Linked DNA regions of Mus musculus: region 1 is linked to region 2. The links are chromatin loops, found by intact Hi-C in ENCODE. Cell type or tissue: left cerebral cortex. All regions are shown on one strand. Links, peaks and the distances in the headings refer to the core of each region. The heading gives the core; the rest is flanking DNA.

Evidence for each region. Hi-C counts contacts between places; a loop is a spot of excess contacts. Peaks named below come from ENCODE experiments on the same cell type or tissue, not always from the same donor. Only the 100,000 strongest peaks of a DNase experiment are listed, where the experiment ranks them.
Region 1: it touches region 2 in a loop (11-fold over the local background); 2 of 42 quality-filtered maps call a loop at or near these places.

What each region holds. Positions count from the first base shown.
Region 1 is chr2:142,400,818-142,408,897 of GRCm38, reverse strand. No RefSeq gene overlaps it. Among named protein-coding and RNA genes, the nearest start is that of Kif16b, 500 kb to the left of the region's middle. In left cerebral cortex, for the core only: no CTCF peak of the experiment used is centred there; DNase peaks (open chromatin) are centred at 3,102, 3,518, 3,869, 5,392 and 1 more place; H3K27ac peaks cover 3,051 bases.
Region 2 is chr2:142,261,133-142,269,212 of GRCm38, reverse strand. Macrod2 (mono-ADP ribosylhydrolase 2) reads right to left here. Exons shown (of 19, transcript NM_001013802.3): 13 at 8,052-8,080. Among named protein-coding and RNA genes, the nearest start is that of Gm25583, 620 kb to the right of the region's middle. In left cerebral cortex, for the core only: no CTCF peak of the experiment used is centred there; a DNase peak (open chromatin) is centred at 4,321; H3K27ac peaks cover 433 bases.

The DNA of each region.
Region 1 (8,080 bases), core at 1,367-6,366, 140 kb before region 2:
GTGTCTTATGAACAAGGATCTCATAGGGTATGATTTCAACACAGGAATTTTTTTTAAGATTTAATTTTAATTATGTATAGGTGTATGTGTGTGTATGTGTATATGTGTGTGAGTGTGTGTATGTGTGTGTGAGTGTGTGTAGTTATGTGCATGTGAGTGCAAGTGCCAGTAGAAGCCAGAGTCATTGAATCTCCAGTAGCTGGAGATAGTTCTGACCTGCCTGATACAGGTGCTGAGAATTGAACTCAGGTCCTCTGTAAGAGCAAGTGCTCTGAACTGCTGATCTGTCTTTCCAGCCCACAACAAAGAAACCTGTCAGGCACAAACATTCAGAGCTCAGCACACCTCAAGGATTCCACAGTCCTTGTCTTTTTTGCTCTTTCCCTAGACAACCACAGTTGCCTAACAATCCCAGTTTGAACACTTAAAGTGCTACTCGCCAGAAGCCCCCTAATAAGCCAGACTTTTAAATACCAGCTAATATTATACATCCCCTCATTAAGGCAGCTGCCAAAGCACTTTACCATAAGTTTCCACCTTATTATTGAGCCTCATGACCAATCTGAGTTTACCAGAAGTAGTAGTAGATACATCTCAGCATCACCTTTTCACCTCAGGTCCCACCATCTCTTCTTTCCTTCTTTGCTTTCTAATTATGAGTTTACACCCTTGATAGAGAGCTTCAGGTTCCCTGGGAAGCTTTCTTTAAATCCTCACCAACCCCACCCACCCTCAGACCTTCCGATTCAGTGACTCGCAGATGACTCCTGAACTTTGCATTCTAGCAGTTTCCAGGTGATAGTTGCTGATGCTGCTCCCTGGCTGAGCTCCAGTACATGAGAACTCCCACTCCCAAGCCTACTCAGATTCTCAAAGCTAGAGCCTGGAAGAGTGGTGCAAATAAGGCCTGTAGGGCTGTTGAGGTCACTGAGCTTTTGCTTCAAGAACTTCCCATAGATGATTCTCAAGTGTATCCTATATATTACCAGAGCCTGGTTCTGTGTCCCAGACCCTCACTCAAGTAAACACAACATATATTTGCTCAGCTTTCTTCTCTCCCTCACTCCCTGTTTTGTTCTTCATGACATTTCCTCATACATAAGCCATCTGCACCTAAGTCCTTGCCATAGACTCTGCTTGAGTGGATCCCTAATGATGTCAGAGACTTGTGTCTGAATCCTTAGGTCCCTTGACTCCAATCACTGATTTTTCTTAGGATGCTCACACTACATCATATAAAGAGCTCACAGATATAAATAAAGTCAACTTAACTGAGACAAAGGACAGTGAATGTTGTATCTGCTCACAGCATGGTTTCCTCCTCTTCTGTGGTACTCATCTGTTTTGACTGATTGTGCAACTCTGCATAGCTGCTGTCTCTCCTGCTACACTTTGCCAACTGGATCTAGCTTGTTCACCATAATTGCTTTTGTGTATAAAATTATACTTGCTAAGTAATAGGCACTTTTTGAGCAATTTGGAATGAATGACCTGATGAACCAGTTTTTAGACACCACTTAATATTATACTACACATTTATGAATCTGTTTACAAAAATGCTTTACTACAAATTTTCATTTCATTATTCAAAACCACAAGAAGCAGCAAACAGTTTCACTATTTTTTTTATAGAATTGATCAAGTAGCTATTATGTTCTTCCAGGCTCTTTACTAGAGATTATGATACAGAGATATAAAAAAAAAATCCTCAGCAGTTGGGGATATAGCTCAGTAGTAGAATACTGTCATGCTTGACATGCTCCAGACCTTAAAGATAGCCAAGGATAGCGACACATACCTGTAAGCCTAGCATCCAGGAGGCAAAGGCAGGCAGATAGATCTCTGTGAATTCCAGGGCAGCTAGGGCTATATATAGAAACCTTATCTCAAGCAAGCAAGCAAAGAAACAAAGAAAAAAACCACTCAGGTTTCATACACACACACACACACACACACACACACACACACACACACACTCAAAGTTCAGTGTGGACCATTATCTGAGGAGGGTATGGGAAGGACCAATGACAGAAACACTCCTTGCTAGAGAGGCCACAGAGAGTGCCAGAGATGAAAGAGCATTCCAAAACTCTAACATTCTTGAAGCACAAAAATAGAGCAAGGCAGTTACTACAGGACACAAGGTTTGATCAGTGGCCTTGGGGGGATGATGATGATGGTGATGGTGATGGTGATGATGATGATGATACGATAATGATGACATGCATCAAGACAAAAGGGCATTCAATATTCTTCTTTGGCCCTGTCAAAGCAAAGTTGGGGGGGGCAGTGAAGAGTGGGTGAGGCCAAGTTCTGTATACTATAATCCTAGAGGACAGTGACAACATAATAACTGGATGCATCCAGAAACAACTAGAATCTGTCAGGGTGATGACACTAAGGCCATAAATCTCTGTAGTGGGGCAATGGTAGAGAGATTTAGTGGGATGGGAAGAACAGAAATGTCAGTCTGTCAATAGCACCAATCGGTTGTTGGAACTTCAGACAAGCTATGCTGCCTTCATCACCTAAATTGATGACTATACCAAATAAACGTAGACCAGGGTGTTTGGGACAGGGTGATCATGAGGAGGGAGGTGGCAGTAAAGATTCAAGAATGCTGGGGTTCTTTGGTAAGCAATTAGGTGTACAGTTCTGCAGCTTGGGAGATGTAGTCCAAGCATAAGGAAGAAGGTGCTCAAATTGTGCAGAGAGGATACTCAGAGTGAAATTCAGAGTTCACCACGTCCCAGATCCTATCAGTATATGTAAAACTATCCTCAAATTCTGAGGTTTACAGGAGCAGTGGTCATTGATTCAGTCATCAGTCTGTATTGGCCCGAAGCCACAGGCACCACCCACATCTGTCCCACATACTTTCAGACAGGGTGAGCTGAGTAGAGGGAGAGGCTCCACTTTCAACACAGATTTGAAGGCCTTCTGAGAAGTACAAATTACATGCTTAGCAAGTGGTGCGAGCTACCAGTCAGAGCTCAATGTGTGTAGCCTGTGGGACAGAGGCTTCTAGGATGTTGGGGGAGGGCTTCTTTCTGGACTCCCTAACAGTGATGTCTTGGGGCTCGAGAGGACCATGCTGAAGCACTGCTGAAAGTGTATCCACTATATGTTCTCTTACAACGTTACAGAACCACTCTCTAGGTGTTTACAAGCTCAGCCCCATCCTAAAGGGAGGGGACATACCTCCGCCTCTTATTCTGAATGGGAGGCATGTACCAGTGACACTGTGAGATCAGTGCATGGATAGGAGGTCATCTTTGATAGCTACATCTCGAATGTGACACCCTTTTTTTTTTTCTTTTTTAATGAAAAGCCCAGAAAAGAAAAGAGCCTGAGTATCATGACCTGAAGCTTTATGCTCTTTCCCTCTGTAGTCCAGCTACTCCGTGTTCACATGCAGCCTGTCAGCAGTGCGGAGTGGGAGCCCCAGCCTTGGAGCCTGCACTTTAATACAATGCCTGAGTTAGCTATCTGCACTGTGTGTGACAAAATGGTTCTTTGGGCCACACTGTTTTCTCTGGCTACAGAGGCTCAGGGCTTCCAAGTTCTCAATTGCTATGTAGCATCCCTTCAGCCTCCTCTCCAACTCCATTTCACACAAAGTGTCAAACCTGTGTTTCACAGAGATACCTGAGAGGCAGGTGCAAGGGTTTTTGGAGCCATGTGTACTCATTTCTCACACGCTAATCCCTGGAAGGCTTTTTTTTTTTCTTCTTTTTTTTTCTTTTTAAATGTGGAGTAGGAAGAACGGAGCATCTTTTTCTAGAGCATAGAAAACAGCATCTGACAGTGGGGTGGGCTGGTCTCAGCTGACTGGTAGACTGGCATCAGGGAAGAGCCTCTCAGTTCATTACCTTCCAGCTCAGTCACACTGCTTTGGGGAAGACAGAAGGTACTGGAAACACCTTCCTAAATCCCATTAATCCTTATGGATGAAGATACAGGGTCTTAAGCCATCTGCTTTGGGGCAATGAATAAAGAAATAGCATGTGCCATCACTGGCCAGAATTCTATACAGCAAGAAAACATGGGTGGATCCTTTGGAATAGATCGAAATAAATAAATCAAAACCCACAGCCCTTCTGCATGCTAATGAGGAAGGTCACCAGTCGATTGTGGACACTCATAACCTAAAGGCTGATGTCGCCTCAAATTGGCATCACATGTTCCCTGTTTACCCATTGATAATTTTGAACACGGACGGATGCTGTGTCAGGCACTGCAGATGCAACACCGAAGAGGCTCCACCCTGCATGGGGTAGGAATTAGATGTAAAAGTGGAAAGCCACGCGTCAGGGTCAGGAAAGCAGATGTCAGGGTCAGGAAACCAGATCCAAGCCCAGTTTCTTTAGACTCAGAGTAATTGCCCCTGGCCTCTGACGTTGTGCAGCTGTGATTGGCAGGCCTGAACAGAGATAGGTTCACATATGCCTTGGCCTCTAAAATGAGAGCCTGTGCCAGCCAGCCTTTGCCAGCCTCATGCTGAGTGACTATATCACAGTCCTTGCTTAGGGGTCAGCTCCCTCTTGATGCAAGGCCATGGGCCATGGGTGTCCCCAGCGACAACTGGCACTTCTGCATTACCTCTTAAATTCTCAGTATAGACAAAAGGCCCTTAAAATAGCTGGATATCTCTGAATGCCGAGAGTTTTAAGAACTGGAGTTGGTCCTCTGCATCTCAGCATGCACTCTCTGACTCTCTAGGATCCTAGGCCAGGGTCTCTGCCTGTGTCACTGCCTTAGGTGTCCTTCTGCCACATCAGCTTGCTACAGTCATCTTGCAACCTTGCTGAGAGAAATCAAGACAAGATAGATTGTAATTCTTTCGAGGGTTGTGTGCTATAGTTGAAGAGTGGTTGTGTCTGTTAAGCATCCTGATACTGTGCAACTGGGCCAAAGATAATGTTGAATGGCAGATTGGGTCTCCAGCAGAGTCTACCAGCTTGTCTTATAAGTAAGTTTGCCACACCCTACCACCCCACTAGCACTGTCTAAGGTTGCTTAATGGCATGGCTGAGTAGTTGCCACTGAGACTAGTCCCTCAAACCTGCTGACCTATCTTGCCATTTGCAAGACAATTGCAAACTCACCCCTGATCAAAACTATGGATTCTAATAGACTGGGAAATTCATAGACCAGGGATACCTATCAACCCCCAGTCTTGTAGCCTACAGCAATTCTGACCTAATTGTTCTACAGTGCACCATGGGTACTGAGATTCATAAATGCTTGCAAGCAACACAGATGGGCTGCAGGCCCCAATGGGTTAACTGGAGCATCCTTAGTGCCTTCCTCTTGTCTCCTTCCCAATTCAACCATGTGACTGTCATTTTTAGATCTGGAATTTGCAGCTGATTCCTGCAGCTGCTTTGGGAAACAGATTTTAAGGAGAAAGTTAAAATGCACAGCTGAGAACTGTGACTCCCCCCCACACACACACCCAGCACATTTATATGCAAATAGCCAAGAGCCTTGTTTTTGCAACCATTAAAATTGAATCCCAAACTGAGTTATCTTTTTTTGCACTGTTTAACCTTCCCTGCTTTTCCCCCCTTTGCTTTTAGGGGTGCATTCCTACCAACCTCTTGCTTTTCTTCTGCATACCCATGCTCAGCCATTTGCCACTTCCTTATTAATGAAAACAGATTATGTTTCATTTCCTTAGAGCTGTGTTTGCTAGGAGAGGTTGCTTTTTAGTATTTGCCAATTTCTACAGGGAAGGAGCTATTCTCTTCTGTAGGATTAAGATGAAATCTGCCTGAAAAGGAAGCTAAGGGTAGACATACGCATGTCCAAGGCTGGGGCTATCCTGTGGTAATTTTAAGATGCCATCAGATCCCTTTTCGTAGGGGAAAAGTAATGATTTTAGAGGCAAAGTCCTCCATCTACTTACTGTTGTGTTCTAGGAGGGAGACTCACATACTGCTACAGAATTCAACAGTATCTAAGGGGCTGGTGAAAAGTACACCTACTAGGTTCCTAAACCTAGGATAATAATAATGATGGAAGATGGCCTGAAGAATGGTGAGATATTCTCTCTCTCTCTCTCTCTCCTCTCTCTCTCTCTCTCTCTCTCTCTCTCTCTCTCTCTCTCTCTCTCTCTCTCTCTCTCTTCCTTCTTTCCTTTTAAAATATGCTAGCATTCAAATAATATACAAGTCCACCAAAATGGATGAGTGGGGAAAAGCACTTGCCACTGAGCCCGAGGACCCAGTTTCCATCCTTGGAACCCACACACATGGTGGAAGAAGAGAATGGACTTCTGCAAGCTATTCTCTGACCTCTGACCTCTTCATGACCATGCAAACACACTGAATGCAATAATTTAAATTTTTTAAAATCTAATTTTATACTCATTGGTGTTTTGCCTGTGTGTTTGTCTGTGCACAACGTGCATACCCTATCTCAACAGCTATCAGAAGTGGGTGTTGGATCCCCTAGACCTAGAGTTCTAGACTGTTGTGAACTGCCATGTGAGTGCTAGGGATTGAACGTGGTTCCTCTGAAATCATAAGTGCTCTTAACCACTGAGCCACCATTCCATTTCCGATTATATGTTTTAACTATGCAAAATGAGTCCTAAATGGTGTTGCATGCATTTAATCCCCATACTGGATCAGAGTGGGAGTGTGTGTGTCTGAGATGGTGGCAGGATGGGGGAGGGGAGATTCACTGTGAGTTTGTTCAAGGATTGGTCTACATAACAGCAAGGTCCTGGCCAGCTAGCCAGGGTCATCTATAAAGATCTCCTCTTAAATTAAAAAATAGGGGGAAAAAAAGGCAAATGAAGCATAATTCATTCATTTGTGTCTTTCATGAACCTTTCCAAATGCTCATCCTTTCTCGTTTCCATAGCAATAGTGTCAAGATCAATTGGGGACATTCTTTAACACTAGTTATGGTTCTTTTCCAGGGTCTACAATGAATTTAGTTTTGTCTTCATAGATTCCTTGGATCTGGAACAATTTATTGGTTTTTCTTTGTCTTTAATGACCTTGACATCTTGGAAATGTGACAGGCCTGCCATTTATAAACTTCCCTTCCTTTGTTATTTTTTGGAAGGGTAGAGATCCCGAGACAATTTGATCATGCAGCTAGAATTGAGAACATTGACCCAAGGTAATTGAGGACAAAGCCTTGTGCTTGGTAAATTGCCTCTAGGGATCACGAGAAACAAAGTAATAGTGACTAGAGGAGAGTGTGGCCAGCAGAGCCCAGATCTATCTATGTACTCTTTCTCTAGAGCTTTCTTCAGAATGGCTGCTCTCTATTGTCCCTTCTCTTCCTCATATCAAGATCACAGATTAGAGAATCCATTTGGCACTGGCCCAACTTTCTCATACCATACTGACATGGAGTCACTTTCAAAACTGGATCACGTCCCGCTTTTGCTGAACACCAAGGAAAGATGGCTGAGTGTTTGCTCCTGTTCCTGTAGACTCTCCATGACAGGGCTTGGGCTTCTCCTAACTGCACCTCTCACTACAATGGCAGTTCTCAGAGCTTGGGAGTAAGCCAACCACCTCAGGCCTTTGCTTTTCCCTGTGTGGAACAGTTTCGGGTGGCTGGATGCACACGAGGAGTCTGGTAATCCTCAATGGCTTCCACTCTGGGCTTGTTTTCCCACTTCCTGTGCTTCCTTTGCATTCTCCCTCATCACATGATGGGAAACTCTGCCTGAGCCTCACTGAAGGAGGGTGATGAAAAGAAAAGAAACAGCGAAGAGAATGTAACAAACAAAATTGGTTAAGAGGAGACTTACATCATTTAATTATGCCAAGTTCTCTTTGCCTTTACTCCTTGTCTAGTCTCCCTCTTTGTAGATTTCTGGCCCTTTCTAGGCCTTTCCATCTTTCTATTAGAATTCATCTGTTTCGTCTGCACAGGGAAATATGGCCCTGGAGAAGAGCCAGGCAATACATCCCTCGCTGCAGCAGGAGCACGCTAGCAGCAGTCAGCCAAACACACATCCTTTCTCTTTTATTCTTGTCACAGTTAAAAATGGAAAGAAAGTTTGGGTACCCAGTATGACCCTGGTAGATTTTGAAAAAGTGAAAGTTAA
Region 2 (8,080 bases), core at 1,887-6,886:
GAAGTATTTCTTCTGATGTATGGTTCTCAATTAAATTCTCTAAGAAACACTTGGAGTTTCATCACCAGAACTGTACAATCATTTCCTTTTCCTTGGTTAAATTAAATAAGCATTGGTGACTGACTGTTCTGTGTGGGCCTTTGTAGCGGGCATCTGAACAATGAGGTCTGAAGCCTACTCTTATGCAGTGTGTATCCAGGTAGGTTAGACGTGCCACGCACGACGTCTAACATTGACAGAGCAACATGGGTTTTTGAAGTTCAATAAGCAAATGCACAGGAAGCAGGGTAGTTTAGCATTGAGGAATGAGGCGGGAAGAAGCCGAGAAAGGTAAATGTGTGTGTTGATAACTGCTGTCATTGAAATGTTTGCGCAGAAAATCTACAATGGAAGGAAGGAGGGAGAGCGAAGGGAGAGGAGGAAGGGGTGGGATAGGGACTGACTGTGGGCTTTACAATGGAGTCAGGGTTTTAACAGAATGCTGAACAACTCAAACACATAGACTTCCGCCTATGACGCACTGGGGAAGTAACAGGAAGTGAATGGTACACCTGGAGGCACAGGAAGCCTGAATATGATGCAAAAGGCCTGGGCTGTCTGCTTGTGAGGAGCATATCTGAATGCTCTATGCCATCATAACCTTGACACCACGATAGTGTCAGGGTCTTAATGAGGAACGAGTTAGCTAGCTATCTGCAAACTGCTCTTTCTCCCTGATGCCTTATTTCAGAGCTCTGTGCACTTTGCTCATGGAATAGTGTTCCTGGGTTGCCCTTCTTCTCCCGTCCTGTTCCTCACCCTTTGCCTCTTGCTCCATCAGGAAGGAAGGCCCCCTCCTGGCTCCCAAAGCTGGGTTTGAGGGACAGAATAGCAGATAGAATTTGGGTTCAGGCAGGCTTGGTTTTCAAATTCTGTTTTTTTGTGTTTTTTTTTTTTTGTGTGTGTGTTTTTCAATGTCCTGGATCTATTACCTGAAAAGTTGAGATAATACTAGTGTTTAAAAACAGCAAAGACATGTTGCTTTATACCCATTCAGCTGGAAAAGGTTAGAAAGAACAAAGCAGCAATTGCTGATGGAAATATGGCTTCTTACAGCCTTTAGAGGCAGAGCTTTTGGCAATGTCTATTAAAACACATACTCCGGAAAGCACTGTTCACATTCCTGGAATCTTTCCCATACAAATAAAAGCACTAGCATATGACAATCTATGGGCAAGAGCAGCCATTGCAACATTGTTTGTATGGCAATAAAATGGAAAGAAAGTGCTTGCTCATCATAGGAGAATCGCTGAATAAATTATAATACAGCTGAACTATGAGCCATGATTTGGGCTTTAAAGTGGATGAATTAGATCTACAGAGAGAGAGAGAGACTGAGAGTGATTTCTATGAAAGTTTGCTGCTCATAACAAAGTGATATTCAAAAATATATGGAGAATATAATACAATGTTTATAAATGAACAAACATTTATTTAATGATAGTTAAAATGTCTCACTTTCCAGATGGGTGGGATGCTAGTATTATAGTATTATATAACACAGGTTCTGCTATCATTATTATTTAATATATGGTGATGCTGAGGTAGAGGGAGACTAAATAACATGCCAGTGATCACACCATTTAGTCAATATACAAATGAAATTTAGACCTGGAAAACTGAAAACCAAGATTAAATGGTTAGGGTTTTTTTTCTTTACATTGAAAATAATTGGAAGGTAATAAATAAATAACAAAAGAAAATTACATTAAAACCATATTTTATAGGTTATGTAGTATACTTTGTTAATATAATATTGTGTATTTGTAATATTCAGAGGTATACAAAAGAATATTCACCAATGCAAATATTAATTATATCAGGGTAAATAGATTGCTTTTTATATTATTTATTGTCTTTGCATTGTTTGAATTTGCTACAATGAACATACATTTAAAAGTAACTACATAAGTTACTGAAAAAACAAAACATTTTTTTATTCATTAGCATTTTCTTGCAGAAACCATCTAATATTTACGAGAGGTAAGGAATGTTTGTGGCCTGTTCAAAATGTAACAGAACCAAGAAGCAATTAAAGTGGAGATTAGGTGAGTACAGTGGGCTTATTTATTAGGAAATAAAGGTACAAGAAGTTAAGGGATCAAAAATCGGAGTGGAATTTCAAATCCATGTTCATGTTTAAATGGTAATTTCAAACAGATATGCATTGTAGAATAGCCTAAGAAATAAAACTTAATAAGTGTATGTGGATGCTGAGAAAAATATCTCAAGTTTATTTATCAGTATTTTACAAATGCTAATTTTTCAGAATTGAAATTGTAGGTTATATTTTTCTCTTTTTTTCCTTATTTATATAGTAGTTATGTCTTGCTTTTAAAAATAAGAAAATATATACAAACAAGGAAGATATTTTAACTGTTTGCCTAGTAAATGACCAAAGGATCAGAAATTTATGATGAAGAACTGATCATATACACCACACACACACACACACACACACACACCTAAAATGCACAAGCCACATGCATGGAGCCACATACAATGGAGAAAACTGTAAATAACTGAATAATTCAATGTTAGGGCTCTGATAGTGTAAATGGTGGGACACCAGATGATAGAATGTCATATGCCTCTGAGGCATATTTAAAGACACAAGAGAATATTCATGGCCCTCCGTTAAATGAAGCAACAGAATAGACTTTAAAAAAAATGTTTGCAATTTAATCCTTGAAGGGGAAATCATTATGTGCTCTTAGTTTTCATCCTTTCCTGTAGGAACAATGTTCTAAAACGAATGCATGCCCTTTCTATAAACAAAGACAAATGCTTCAAGCTCACTTAGGTATCACCTGTGGGGGTCACATTAACATAGTGTCCCTACTTCTCCCTTTGCCTGAGCTCCCTATTGAGAAACAGGGTCACTAACTGTAGGCACAAATAAAGCAGTGGTGGCAGCTAGAGACGTGTTGTTTGCGCTGTTCCTTCCTCTTCACCGGAGGACCAAAGGGCAGCCACCTTCCAGCAATGTTTAGTAAGACTGACAGTCCAAGAGTGGGCATCTGAGAGGCACTGATGTGCATTCAGACCCTCTATACATGCTGACCTGGAGGAGGGTACGGATTTGCTTCTGCTATGATGGGTGGGTATCAGGATGAAGGCCTCAGGAGGGAATGGTGGTTAGTAAGGGCAGGAAAAGGACTAAGAAAGTTCATATTAAGGTGGAGAATAAGGCAATTTCCTAGGTGGCACAATGTTTTATTTCTCTGCAGTGATTTAGGTAAGGAATAGAGAAATAGAGCAATTTAGGTAAGGAATAGAGAAATAGAGCAATTTAGCATGGCTGGCTACTCTACCCGTGATAATGGCACCACCAACGATCACCTTTTACACTCAACTTTCTCAACGTGACCTCACCTTTCTTATTTGGCTCTGTTACCATAGCTGATCTTCCTCCAGCTTTCTTTTTCCTTTTTTTTTCTTTTTTTTTCTTTTTCTCTTTCCCTTTCTTTTTCTTTTTCTCCAGTCATTTTGACCTCCATGAGGTCTGAAACTAGATTAAGGATTTAGAATTCCTTTCTCAGGTGACACCCTACCTCATAAATGCCAAACAGCATTGGCGTGACTTTCATGGAGTTCCAAAGGGACACAGCTCGGGTGTGCACCTGGGTATTAATTGATTTTGATTTTAATATTAATGAGCCTATGATTTGGTCTAGTTGACCTTCAAATTCAAATTAGGTACTGATTAAATAATAAGGCAGGTGAGTCTGGATGTGTTTGCACAGCATATCCCTCAGCCGCTCCCCAGTAAGGTGTCTTGGCAGTGGGTGAGGATGACATGAAAAACATGGCGACAGCTAGAAGAGAGAGTGGTCCTGACCTAACGAGACAACTATACATTTAACAATAACCTAGGCTCTTCAGAAGTTTCAATCAGAGCATTCTTTATTACTGCATTTGACTCCTGTGTTTTATGGACTTGCATCTGATTGCTTGCATGTTTGCTAACTCAAATAGAATTTGTTTTCAAAATGTAAAGTTTAAAATCTGTTAAAGAAAAAAAAAAAGAGCATCCATAACAGTAAAGGGAGAATTTCTCAGCAGATAAGTTCACGTTCAATTGATTTTGCAAATAATCTCAGAGTGCCTATCAAAGGCCACGAATACCTATTTCCCAGGGCCAACTTTATCATTTCATCTCAGTCCTGGCTCTCAAACCTACCCTGTGTGGATGAACGGTTCATTAACATATCCCACCTCCTCATCCCTTAGCCTCTCAGCTCAAGTCCTGCCCACTCAGCAGCCATAAGGACTTACTGGGAGCAGGTGTCTTTCTCAGTGTAGAGACTACAGCCTACTGTGATCTTTAAGCAGACAGTTTTGCCTTGCTACAATAACTACACAGTCCATATTTATTTGGGGTAAGTGGGCAAGAACACCTAGACTTGGTTCCCAGTGGGAAGTATGTCTACAGTAAGAGAATCACTAGTGTAGACTATGCTTAGGTTCTAACACTTCTTGAATTTTTTTCAACTTTCACATAACTGTTTGGTTTAAAAAAAAAAAAAAAAACACAAAACCTTCTGTTCCAAGAATAAAGACAGCCTCATTTTGCTTGCTTGTTTTCAACTCCTATATTCTAGAAGATGCTAATTTCCAGTATAGACTAAAATCTTAACAAATATAAACCCAGCCAACTGACAAGCAACAGTGTAAACCACTGAGCTGGGCACAAACACTATGGGTATCACCCTGGAGCAAGAGTCCTGCTATTCCAGACCAGGAGCAATTCCAAGACCCGTGAAAGATGCTCCTCTGGGAGTGAAGTCTCCAAAAAGTCAAGAGAACAGGGCTCCTTTAGGACCTTTGATCAGCAGAAAATATTCTGCCACTTACAGTGGAGAGTGTCATAAGCATTTCTATAAGTGATCTTGTGACTGTGGAGTTCTGAAATAGCCCTGGTGTCACTAAGGACAGATATTTCTGCATGAACGCTAATAACAGAAAAGATTTGAAATGAATCCTAAACACTTATGACTTCCTTTTAACCTCAACTTGACCTCAATCTTGGATGATTTCAATGGAAAATTCTTTTTCTTAATTCTAAACTGTGCATCTGTCAATCGTGATGACAGCTTGGCAAGCATCAGCGACTGAGTCTGAACGGATAATCCATTTAAAAAAAAAAACCAGTGCCCTTCTATGAATGTTATTTCAGGAGATAAAGGCAAAATCCGCATCCTATGTGTTTTACTGTTAATTTAAACCAGATTACATACTCACATAGATCACAAAACTTGTTTTCTAAATAAAAAAGGTAATGGAAATTAACAATTTAATTCCTACAAAATCTCCTAAATCTTCACATTTAGTCTCATACATTTGTGATACATGACAATTCTTTGATGAAGTTAGCATCATTAAAAGTCTTATTTTAAGAAAAAAATCCTAAAAGTATTCTGAAAAATAATTGATCCTTGCATGAGCAATTAACGGTGTGAGATCCTAAAAGCATCAAGAATATCACAAGCAGCGTGTTTTATGAAGGTGTGATGTCTCCCAGCTAAACAACTCAACAGCAAGAAATCTCAGCTTGAAGCATTCAAATTAGACTGTTCCTCGCTCATACTTCTTACACTCTGTCTTTCAAACTTATGATGCCTTTACAGTTTTATGATAAGCTTTACAGTTTTATGATGACTGAGACATCCTTTTTGTTTTTTCTTGGTTGTTTTTGGTTTTAGTTTTTTGTTTTTGTTTAAAAATAAGTACCATCTTCTATCTCTGTAAAATGACTTAGTTTCTCATTAAGTTTCTCAATAAGAATTACATTTTTAGGTGTGTAAAGTATTTTTGAAATAAGAGATATCTGAACATAGGCCTATATAGGATAAAGGAAAGTTGAAAATTGGCAATAAACAAAAAAGGGGATCATTCAAGATGACAGCAGTATCCTGGACACTGTTGGTCTAGTCAGATCTCCTCTGGGAAGGAGCAGTTATTTTCCCAGGTACCTGCATATGTCATCCATTTCTGGCTTCTACAATTACCCTAATAGAAAGGAACTCTTTTTCTCAAAAAACCACACACATCCCTTCCCAGGATAGCCAGCAACCAGAATCTATGGCAGGATCCTCTTGCATTATGGTTCATCTTCATAATGTGATTTGGAACCAATCTCTTCTGACAGTTCACTGGAACCTCCTCCTCTTCTTCTTCTTCTTCTTCTTCTTCTTCTTCTTCTTCTCTCTCTCTCTCTCTCTCTCTCTCTCTCTCTCTCTCTCTCTCTCTCTCTCTCTCTGAGATAAACAAGTCACTTTCTAATAATCTGTCTTGGTCTCGAAAGTCTGTTCTATATGAAGGCCAGAGAAACAGCAAGGAAACTAACCTGTGCTGTGATATTTTGTGAGGTAGATATTATCTACTGAGCACGTATATGTGTACATGTGTGTGCCTGTGTCTGTGTGTCTGTGTGATATGTATGTGCACAGGTGGATGTCATGGAGCATTCTCCTGTATCATCCTCTGGATTATTTTCTTGAGACATGGTTTCTCAACTAATCTGGAGCTCACCTGGCAGGCAGCAAGTGTAGTGATCTTGCCCTCAATCTCAGTCCTAGGATCGCAGAGGTCTTTATGTATAGGTGTTTATATGTAGGTGTTTATATGTAGGTGTTTATATGTAGGTGTTTATATATAGGTGTTTATATATAGGTGTTTATATATAGGTGTTTATATACAGGCCATTGAGACTTAGGGAGCTTTTGTTTGGTTTTGTTTTTCATTGTTTTCTAGTTTTTTGAGACAGTTTCCTCTAGCCCTAGACTGGCCTCAAATTTGCAGTATAGATGATGCTGACCTTGACCTCTTAATCTTCTTGCCTCAGACTCCTGAGTGCTATGGTTACAGGCATGAGCCACTGCCACTGGCTTAGATGCTTGGCATCTGACCTCAGCTTCTCATGCTTCCACAGAAAGTGCTTTGATCCACTGTTTCATGCTCCCAGCCCGAAGATAGACATTACTCTTGCCCTCATTACAGAAGGGAAAACCGAAGTACCAAGAAGTTCACCATGTATTTCCTTGCTAATCATTTGTTCACTTCTTTAATTATCTGTCAAAAGTTAGCTATGTAACTGGGAGCAGAACTAGGATTAAGCCCCAAGCATATAACCCAATTATTTATACTCCTTATCAACTGCCCTCAACTACATGTATTAAAACAAAGACTCACCAGGAAATAGGACGTGGAATTATATATGCCATTGAGTACTAAAATTCCAAGACTATTTTGATTTCCTCGACAGATTAAAAGACCAGTTAGTCTTCATGGCAGTGTATGCCTGCTTTTGTATCAGATCAGATTGAAGAATTAGATTCGAAGTACATATGTAAGTTCTAAGTAGATGATATGCTGTACAAGATACCCACTTGGTCAAACATAATTGGTCTAGTCTGGCAGGTATCAAATATTATTTCTAATGGGAAGAGTTACCCATCAATCAGGAGGGAGAAGAGAAAATGACCCATCTTATTTCCCTTTAATATTTTTGAAAGCATTTACATCCCTGTTTTGTGGCACTTATCTCTATACTGGTTAAATTTTCTCCTAATTATTATTAGTTTCTTCTTAGTGATAGTCCAGAGAAATGTGGCCTTGCCTCAGGTTGATTTGTGTGGATGCCTTTCAAACATTTCTCCCTTAAGCCATGGGCCTCTGGTAGGTGGTCCTCAACGCCATGCTTTCAAACTTATGCCTAGGAATAGTTAGTTACAAACAGCAGAATCGGCAAATTCTTGAGTTCCAGATAAACATTTTTTTTTCTCTAACCACACTTTCTCTGTGCCTGCTCTTATTTTTACGAACATTATTTTTAGAGGAACAAATGTAAATGTATATATAAATTCTGAAGAGGCTCGATATGGCATGGAGCAGAGTGGGTGGGATCCTTGTGTTCAAAATAGAGGCTTTCACTGCATCAGTTTCTCGCATAAACGAACCCTGCATGGTTTACTTTTAAGGACCTGTGAAGTTTAGATGTGGACTCATACCTTCATCTTTGTGGACTTCAGCTTTGTCT